Regions from separate parts of the Homo sapiens genome. Here region 1 is linked to region 2. Evidence: read pairs that join two places in POLR2A ChIA-PET (ENCODE). Cell type or tissue: HCT116. All regions are shown on one strand.

The links. ChIA-PET counts read pairs that join two places held together with the same protein. Peaks named below come from ENCODE experiments on the same cell type or tissue, not always from the same donor. Only the 100,000 strongest peaks of a DNase experiment are listed, where the experiment ranks them.
Region 1: POLR2A ChIA-PET joins it to region 2 with 5 read pairs; 9 of 35 experiments call an interaction of 5 or more read pairs at or near these places.

The regions. Positions count from the first base shown.
Region 1 is chr5:177,246,259-177,251,258 of GRCh38, reverse strand. It overlaps NSD1 (nuclear receptor binding SET domain protein 1), which reads right to left. Exons shown (of 23, transcript NM_022455.5): 10 at 4,463-4,581; 11 at 2,935-3,078. Among named protein-coding and RNA genes, the nearest start is that of RAB24, 55 kb to the left of the region's middle. In HCT116, no CTCF peak of the experiment used is centred here; no DNase peak of the experiment used is centred here.
Region 2 is chr5:177,191,435-177,196,434 of GRCh38, reverse strand. NSD1 (nuclear receptor binding SET domain protein 1) reads right to left here. Exons shown (of 23, transcript NM_022455.5): 3 at 4,416-4,551. Among named protein-coding and RNA genes, the nearest start is that of NSD1, 60 kb to the right of the region's middle. In HCT116, no CTCF peak of the experiment used is centred here; a DNase peak (open chromatin) is centred at 1,994; H3K27ac peaks cover 1,546 bases.

The DNA.
Region 1 (5,000 bases), 55 kb before region 2:
CTTAGGAAATAACAATGGGCATCTGTCACTATAAAACATTGTAAGATTTATCAATTTTTTTTTTTTTTTGAGAGGAAGTCTTGCTCTGTCGCCCAGGATGGAGTACAATGGCGCAATCTTGGCTCACTGCCACCTCTGCCACCCGGGTTCAAGTGATTCTCCTGCCTCAGCCTCCCGAGTAGCTGGGATTACAGGCATGCGCCACCATGCCCAGCTAATTTTTGTATTTCTAGTAGAGATGGGGTTTCACCACGTTGGCCAGGCTGGTCTCAAACTCCTCACCTCATGATCCACCCACCTTGGCCTCCCAAAGTGCTGGGATTACAGGTGTGAGCCACCGCACCCAGCCCAAATATTTTTAAAGCCTTGTACTACTATGAAAAGCAAACAAGGGGAAAGGTGACTAAGTAAGTTTTAGCTTCAAGAACTCATAGAAACAGAATAGGTCTTGATCACTTAAGAATCAAAGCTTAAATAAAAAACAGGACAGCTTTAGGGAGAAAGGTTAGAGAGGTAGCCTGGAATTGATAGGGGAACTCAGGGACTTTATCAACCTATAGTCTGAGATATCCTCAAATGTCTGACTCCCCATTATCTACTATTCACATATAAAAACTGAAAAATAGCACTATATATTGTACTTTGCATATTCAGAGTGCCAATAACGTTTCTATATATGGTAAAAAAAAAAAAAAACTGACCTTCAGCACTTAAATAGGAAAACGTTAATTACAACGTGAATTAGAAATAAAGTTTTTGCATTAACTAAATGTTATAGACTAATTATTCAACTGGGATAACCACGTAATTTATCTTTCAAACCGGGACACCTGAGAGTGAAAAGAAGTGCTATTAATAAATTGTGACAGCACAAGGGACCTACACAAAGACTGATCCAGACAAGCCAGGACCACAGGGTCACCTTACCTTTAACCTTTTCATTAAATGATCTTTGTAAAATGTATTTACACTCTGACTTGTCTCACTAAGTAAATAATGGGCATAACTGTTTTTGAGGATTAAGACTGTTGTTTGGGATCTGGTCCAAGAATGTAATAGTGAAGATAATAGGCAAAGAAACTGGATTGAAATTATATTGGCCACAATAACATTTTCTGGTCTGAGTTTACTTTTTTAGAGATCTCAACTTATTTATCTATTACTATTTATTATTTGTGAGATAGGGTCTCAGTCACCCAGGTGGGAGTGCAGTGGCATGACCATGGCTCACTAAAGCCTCTACCTCCCCAGCTTCAGGTGATCCAATGACCTCAGCCTCCCCAGCAGGGGAATTACAGGCACGAACTGTCATGCCTGGCTAATTTTTGTATTTTTGGCAGAGACAGGGTTTTACCATGTTGCCTGGCTGGTCTCAAATTCCTGGGCTCAAATGATCCACCCACCTCAGCCTCACAAAGTGCTGAGATTAGTGCTGTGCTTGGCCTATGGTTTCAATTTAAAAAAGAAGAACTGGCCGGGCGTGGTGGCTCACGCCTGTAATCCCAGCACTTTGGGAGGCCGAGGCGGGCAGATCACGAGGTCAGGAGATCGAGACCATCCTCGCCAACACGGTGAAACCCCATCTCTACCAAAAAATACAAAAAATTAGCTGGACATGGTGGCGGGTGCCTATAGTCCCGGTACTCAGGAGGCTGAGGCAGGAGAATGGGAGGCTGAGGCAGGAGAATGGCGTGAACCCAGGAGGCGGAGCTTGCAGTGAGCAGAGATCGCGCCACTGCACTGCAGCCTGGCCGACAGAGCGAGACTTCGTCTCAAAAATAAATAAATAAATAAATAAATAATTAATTAATAAAAAAGAAAAAAGAAAAACTAACATCCTCAAGTTTTTTGTTTATTTAAAAGACAAGTCTGTAATCTTGACCTGTTGGGCTACAGGTATGAGCCACTACAGCTGGCTAATTTAAAAAAAAGACAAATTTTTTAAAAATAGAGACAGGGGTCTCGCTGTGCTGCCCAGACTGGTCTAGAACTCCTGGCCTCAAGCAATCCTGCTGCCTCAGCTTCCAGAAGCACTGTGATTGTAGGTATGAGCCACTGCGCATTGCCTAACTTCAAGTTTGTATATACTAAATTTTAAGAATTACATAGGTAAATCAAGACCATTAAAAATATATATATTCAAATGGTCATTGACTCTACTCACAAAGACTTCAAGTCTCTAACAATAAAGTGGAATCCCCTATCTCACAGAGAGGCAATCCAACAAAATGGTTAAGACTCTAAACCAACCAAGTCCAACGGAGCTTAAAGGTTAGAAAAACGGAGAGGGAGACTCTAAATCCAGACTGCCGAAGTTTAAATCCAGGCTTCTCTCATGAATATAAACAAGCTATTTATCCTCTCTGTAATTTAGTTTCCTCATCTGCAAAATGGGAATAATCATAGAACTCTACTTATGAGATTATTAGGATGACTAAATAATGTAATATTTATAAAGTGCTTGGAACAATACTTCATACATAGTAAATACTCTACAAATATTTATTAAATAAATAAAACAATATAGGTGGTAGGCTTTCTAAAGTCACCACATTAAAGGAAAAACATCTCAAAGCTAAAATTACCCTTGAAAAGTTTCTTACAAACCCAAAGATTGTGACACCATGAGAAGTACTGGAGAATTATATTTGAATAAGCAACCAGAGATTCACATATTCCATCTCAGACTTGTTTCGCGGCATATATTCCTTCATGGGCCTTAAGGGCACGTGGTTCACCAACACTAAACTATTTCTCCAAGTATCTTTCTTTGTGGGGAGAAAAAAAGGGGTCAAATCCTTAAAGAAAGTGACTCCACTGGAATCATCCAAAAGCATTGTTATTCTACCAAGAAACCATCATAAAGAGATGGAGTGGGTTTCCCTTTAAAGATGAACATGCAATGAAAACACAAGTGGGCAAACATTTCTCTACCTGACAGACATTCTCCTTGAGTGCAGCTCCTCCACCGCGTTCACCCTGCATTTTTTTAGAGGCAGGCATCCCGGGATCGTGTTCTACACCTTCCTCAACAGTCTCCTTGGGGCTTGTGGCCGTCCTGTGAGGCATTAGTTCTCCCTTGCAAAGAAAAAATAATGTCCCACATCTGTATTATTGATGTCTCTTCCATTTGACCCCCTCCCTCTGGGCTGCTATTTGTCTAGCCATTAAGCACTTACAGATGTTCAGCCAATCACTCGGGCGGACTGCATGCAATGTTAGTTCTAACCCTGCTGTGATTGGGCGGGTAGTGGGCGCCTCATGCCCTGCCACTAACTGCTCTGAGGCTGTTTGTTCCACTGGAACTTTCTGAGCTGTTCCATTTTAAGGTTTCACTAAGGGAGAGAAAACATTCTTAAGTTTATTTGATTACTTATTTGTCCTTCCAAGATCAGTGTTTCCTAAATAATGCCCCTCTTGGGCATTCTATTCAAATTGTCCTGGAAAGAAACATTCTGCATCATAATGTGTGATGCTGACCTGACTTCTCTCTTTTAACCTGAGTTGGAAACCCGAAGATAATATCAATGATTGCACTGATGCTTTGCAAGTAAATGGTTTTAAATCTTTTGTTTCCTGAAGGCCGATATTCATAAAAATTGTCCTAAGATTAAGTAGCTGATGGTCTCAAGAAATAAGCAAGTAAATCTTCCCGCTAACCACAGCAGTCTCGATTTTTTTTTTTTTTTTTTTAAGTAGAGACAAGGTCTCACTGTATTTCACAGGTTGGTCTCGAAATCCTGTTCTCATATGATCCTCCCACCTCAGCCTCCCAAAGAGCTGAGTGGCATGAGCCACAACGCCCAGCCAGCAGTCTCAATTTTTTTCTTTTGCAACAGAGTCTCATTCTGTCACCCAGGCTGGAGGGCAGTGGCATGATTTCGGCTCACTACAACCTCTGCCTCAAGGGTTCAAGTGATTCTTGTGCCTCTGCCCGATTAGCTGGAATTATAGGCGCATGCCACCACACTCAGGTAATTTCTGTATTGTTAGTAGAGATGAGGTTTCACCATGTTGGCGAGGCTGGTCTCGAACTCTCAACCTCAAGTTATCTTCCCGCCTCGGCCTCCCAAAGTGTTGGGATTACAGGCGTGAGCCACAGCACCTGGCCAGTCTCAACTTTTATAGGACAGTATCTATGTTCCTTCAGATCATATGTTGACTTGATATTGTACTCTCCGGTTTTACAAGTTTACTTAACGATGAAACACTTATATACCTGATTGGACACCTACAGCATAGGATGTGATGATCTTTTAAAAAGACCATATTGACAGCTGCAATACATGCCTTGCCTTATTATTAGGATAAGGCTCTACTTTTCCTCCAAGATTCCTTATGGCCATCAGCCATTTCAGTAGAATAGTATTCTTAAGAAAACTCAAGGGAAAGAGGGATGTGGCCTCTGGCGTGAAAAGTAGCTTCTCTTTAGAAGGTGAAAAGATCAGGAACTGAGTAATACCTCTGAGCCTGGAATCTCTTTTGACGAGTCATCATTTTTCACTTTTTTACACTGCATCTTGGCTGCAGCATGCCTCTGTCGTTTTCGCTTCCTTGGCTTGTCAAATATCTTGGTAGTGCCTATGACAGGAAAATAGGTGTTAACTGCTGGCTACTAACACACATGTCCAAAATCTCTTATCCTATTATTAGAATAAAAACCAACCTTAAAACTCATTTAATTCTCCAGCTTTGTGGATTAGGAAAACGGGGGAAATAATAATTGAGACTAACTCATGATGACATAACAAGAAGGGAAATGGCTACATATATGTAACTGCTCCCTCATATAGATTAAATAGTAAGTGTATAGGTTATTACAGAAATTTTAATTTATATGATTGAAATGACAAATCTTGTAGTTCTTCAAAGGAATTAAATCCTATAGATGAAGGGGAAATGCATTTTACTAGTCATCAAAAGATACCACTCCCTAGACTTCAAGACTGGAGACAATAATACAAATCACTATATGATTTAAAGATTAAGGACTGGGCACC
Region 2 (5,000 bases):
TATTCGCAATTTTCATCACACCATAATCACTAATAATGACTTAACTGTCTCTTTTTACTTATTTGTGGTCCCCTTCTAACACATGTTCAACAATCCAGCCACAGTGAACTTTTAAAATGAACAGATCAGAGCATGGCGGCTCCTGCTAAACACTTTTTAATTATATACATTGTTTCTGAGATAAAAATAACAAAATTTTTTAACAAAGTCAACAAGGCACTGAACACTTTGTCCCATATCTACTTCCCAGCCTCATACTGTGCCACCCTCCCTTACTCTGTGAGCTGCAGATTCCTGGAACCATCTTCTTCTCTCTTCCCTAGTTAACTCCCAACTCATCCTCTCAAGTAACAGATCAGAGATAACTTTATTAGCAAACACCACTGATGAAGAGTCCAGGTCAGTTATCCCTGTTATATCACTGAATAGGCATCAAAATTGTTCCTTGGACAGACTTCTCAGTTAAGTAATAATGCATTTGATTATTTTCTGGTGTCTTGTCCCTTATACTAGATTCTAATTTCTCATGAGAGCAAGCAGTATAGATGTATGGCCCAATAATGAATCCCAAAACCTAGCACAGTACTCAATCTATACAAGGTATTTACTATTTGTCAAATAAATAGCATGGACTCAACTAGTATGCATAAGAAACACTATAAATAGGCTGAGTGCGGTAGCTCCTGTCAGTAATCCCAAGTACTTTGGGAGGCCGAGGCGGGCAGATCGCTTGAGCCCAGGAGTTTCAGACCAGCCTGGGCAACAAGGCAAAACCCTGTCTCTACAAAAAAATTAAAAACTAAGCCAGGCATAGTGGCGAATGCCTGTAGCCCCAGCTGCTTGGAAGGCACAGGAGGGAAGATCGCTTGACCCTGGGAAGCTATGGCTGCAATGAGTCATGATCACGCCACTGCATTCTAGCCTGGGCAATAGAACGAGACCCTCAATCAAAAGAGAGACGAGGAGAGAGAGAGAGAGAGACACCCTAATGAGTAAGAAACCAGCAGTCATAGGGACAGGGAGGTTAGAAAAGAAGGACTCAGAGTTTTCTAGTAGTAGAATTTAAATATCCAGACAGGTCACAAAGGATAAGGTATCAACATTTTTTTTGAATTAAAGAGAAAGTGTCTCATTGTATTGCCAAGGCTGGTCTCAAACTCCTAGGCTCAAGTGATCCTCCCACCTCGGACTCCCAAAGTGCTGGGATTATAGGCATGAGCTACCGTGTCTGGTCAAGGTATTAAATTTTTAACACACTAAGTTATTTTCTTCTTTTGAGACAGAGTCTCGCTCTGTCACCCAGGCTGTAGTGCAGTAGTGTGATCTTGGATCACGGCAACCTCCACATCCCGGGCTCAAGCAATTCTTCTGCCTCAGCCTCCCCAGTAGCTGGGATTGTAGGAGCATGCCAACACACCTGGCTAATTTTTGTATTTTTAGTAAACACAGGGTTTCACCATGTCAGCCAGACTGGTCTCGAACTCCTGACCTCAGGTGATCTGCCCGCCTTAGCCTCCCAAAGTGCTGGAATTACAGGTGTGAGCCACTGCGCCCAGACACAAAACCTAGTACTGTGCTAGGTTCTGGCACCTGTAGTCCCAGGTACTCGGGAGGCTGAGGCAGGAGAATGGTGTGAACCCAGGAGGTGGAGCTTGCAGTGAGCCGAGATTGTGCCACTGCACTCCAACCTGGGAGACAGAGCAAGGCTCTGCCTCAAAAAAAAAAAAAAAAAAAAAAAAAGACACTAAAATTTATAAAGGTTTTTGGGCACCTCATTATTCAAAATATAAAATCAAATCCAGGAATTCTACTTTGGAGAAATCATCCTTTTTAAAAAAAAAAAAAAAAAAAAAAAGAGGCATGGTGACTCACACATGTAATTCCAGCACTCCGGAAGGCCAAGGTGGGAGGATCCCTTATTAAGCTCAGGATTTCAAGACCAGCCTGGGTAATATATGGAGACACTATCTCCACCCAAAAAAAAAAAAAAAAAGCCATGTGTGGTGGCACACGTCTGTGCTCCCAGCTATTCCAGCTATTCCAGCTATTCAGGATGCTGAGGTTGGATGACTGTTTGAGCCCTGGAGATCAAGGCTTCAGTGAGGCGTTGTTATGCCATTACACTCCAGCCTAGGCAACAGAATGAGATCCTGTCTCAGAAAAATAAACAAATACATAAATAATAAAAATATGAAAAAAATCTCCACAAAGTGGAAAAGGCAAGCTGCAAAATATACAATGTTCTGTTTGTGATAAAGGAAAGACGTGGAAGATGACTAAGAAGTATGTATTTACTCATGTAAATAAAAATATAATTTATATGAAAAAACATTATGTATATAAAAATATATTAATATCAGCCAGGTGTGGTGGCTCACGCCTGTAATCCAAACACTTTGGGAGGCCAAGACCTGTGGTTCACTTGAGGTCAGGAGTTTGAGACCAGCCTGGCCAACATGGTGAAACCCCGTCTCTACTAAAATACAAAAATTAGCTGGGCATGGTGGCACGCACCTGTAATCCCAGCTACTCTGGAGGCTGAGGCAGGAGGAGAATTGCTTGAACCCGGGAGGCAGAGGTTGCAGTGAGCCGAAATTGCGCCACTGCACTCCAACGTACGTGACAGAGCAAGATTCCGTCTCAAAACAAAACAACAACAACAACAACAAAAATTAATATCAATTGGTTGCCTGTTGAAAGGAGTGAAGAATGTGGCGGATCACAGCAAAGCAGAGAGTAAGCTGATTTTTCTGAATCTCACCAACATCTGACTTTCAGAAACTAAAATACATATATTAAAACTAAAATAAAATCACTACCATCCTAACAGAAAAAAGGACAGCTCAAATCAAGTTTCAGGCCAGGTGCAGTGGCTCACACCTGTAATCCCAACACTTTGGGAGGCTGAGGAAGGAGGATCACCTGAGGTCAGGAGTTCAAGACCAGCCTGGCCAACATGGTGAAACCCCATCTCTACTAAAAATACAAAAATTGGCCCGGCACGGTGGCTCACGCTTGTAATCCCAGCATTTTGTAAGGCCGAGGCAGGCAGATCACGAGGTCAAGAGATCAAGACCATCCTGGTTAACACGGTGAAATCCCGTCTCTACTAAAAATACCAAAAAAATTAGCCAGGCATGGTGGCGGACGCCTGTAGTCCCAGCTACTCGGGAGGCTGAGGCAGGAGAATGGCATGAACCCAGCAGGCAGAGCTTGCAGTGAGCCGAGATCACGCCACTGCACTCCAGCCTGGGAGACAGAGCAGAAATTCTTCTCTAAAATAAAATAAAATAAAAATAAATCAAGTTTCAGCCCCATCCTTTAGAGTAATTTAAAACTAAGGTACCTAAGATTCAAACACAACAATCAACTGAAAAACAAACAATAGCATTTAAAGGAAATACTCCAAATTAAAATTTTAAACTTCAAAATTATTAATAAACATTTACAATTGTTTCAGCTTTTATATTATAAAAAATGATACAAACCTGATTAAAGTAGAAATACGTAAATATACTAAAAGGTGATTCCGGACAATGTAAACATTAGAAAAATGGCCTAACACCTTCCTGGCATCAACAGAATAATTGAGAATGTTTAAATCAGCCGGGCACAGTGGCTCACGCCTGTAATCCCCATACTTTGGGAGTCTAAGGCGGGCGGATCACCTCATCTCAGGAGTTCAAGACCAGCCTGGCCAACATGGTGAAACCCCGTCTCTACTAAAAATACAAAAATTAGGCCTGGTGCAGGGCTCATGCCTGTAATCTCAGCACTTTGGGAGGCCAAGGCAGGCAGATCGCCTGAGGTCGGGAGCTCGAGACCAGTCTGACCAACATGGAGAAACCCCGTTTCTACTAAAAATACAAAATTAGCTGGGCGTAGTGGCACATGCCTGCAATCCCAGCTACTGAGGAGGCTGAGCCAGAAGAATTGCTTGAACCCGGGAGGCAGAGGTTGCGGTAAGCTGAGATCACGCCACTGCACTCCAGCCTGGGCAACAAGAGCAAAACTCCATCTCAAATAAAAAATTAAAAAAAAAAACAAAAAACAAAAATTAGCCAAGCGTGGTGGCGGATGCCTGTAATCCCAGCTACTCGGGAGGCTAAGGCAGGAGAATCGCTTGAACTCACAAGTCAGAGGTTGCAGTGAGCTGAGATTGCACCACTACAGTCCAGCCTGGGCAACAAGAGCGAGACTCCGTCTCAAAAACAAACAAACAAAAAAAAAAAACTGAGAGAAGGTTTAAATCATAGAGTAAAACGAACTTTTAAAAGCCCCAAAAGATAAAATATGTAACACCAATTCATTCACAAAATGTTCCAAGGAAAAAAATATATTATTATTAAGATAACAAAAATTGAGTTATTCTAAAGGCAACTGCCTTTAACATGTATAATCACTGCAAGTATTACCTTTCATTTTTGAATGTGTGTTAATCAACGGATCAGAACAAATCCTGCAGGGCCACCATGGGCGTCTCTTGAATTTTGCCCAGATGAGATCTCCAACTTCATACTTCAGTGGCGTAGACTTTTTCTTAGGTTGACACTTTAGACAGACAAAACATGGGGCATCAATAAGAATCAAAATATTTTGAAACATTATTGTCATTCCTATTAGCCTTCTGAAAAAGCAATGTATGAAAAATTGAGAATGAAAACACTCTAGCCTAAAAAGAATTACAAAATAAGTACAACTAAATTATTCCATCTTAATTGTTCATAACATAGCCCTTTATACATAGTTCTCAACTTATAATTGTTTTATATAATGAATCTATCCGTATTTTGAAAATAAAATTAAGCTGGCTTTATTTTTAAAGAACTAAAAACACACACAATAAAGAAAATCATCCGAAGGAAAAGACACCCTTGATCTAGTCCTTGGATCAAAACACAAAGGGAAAAAAAAAATGGAGAAAAAATTATAGGAAGAATTTTTAATAATATCAAGAGACTTCAGACCCTTCTGCATGTGATATTCTACATGCTTTTCAA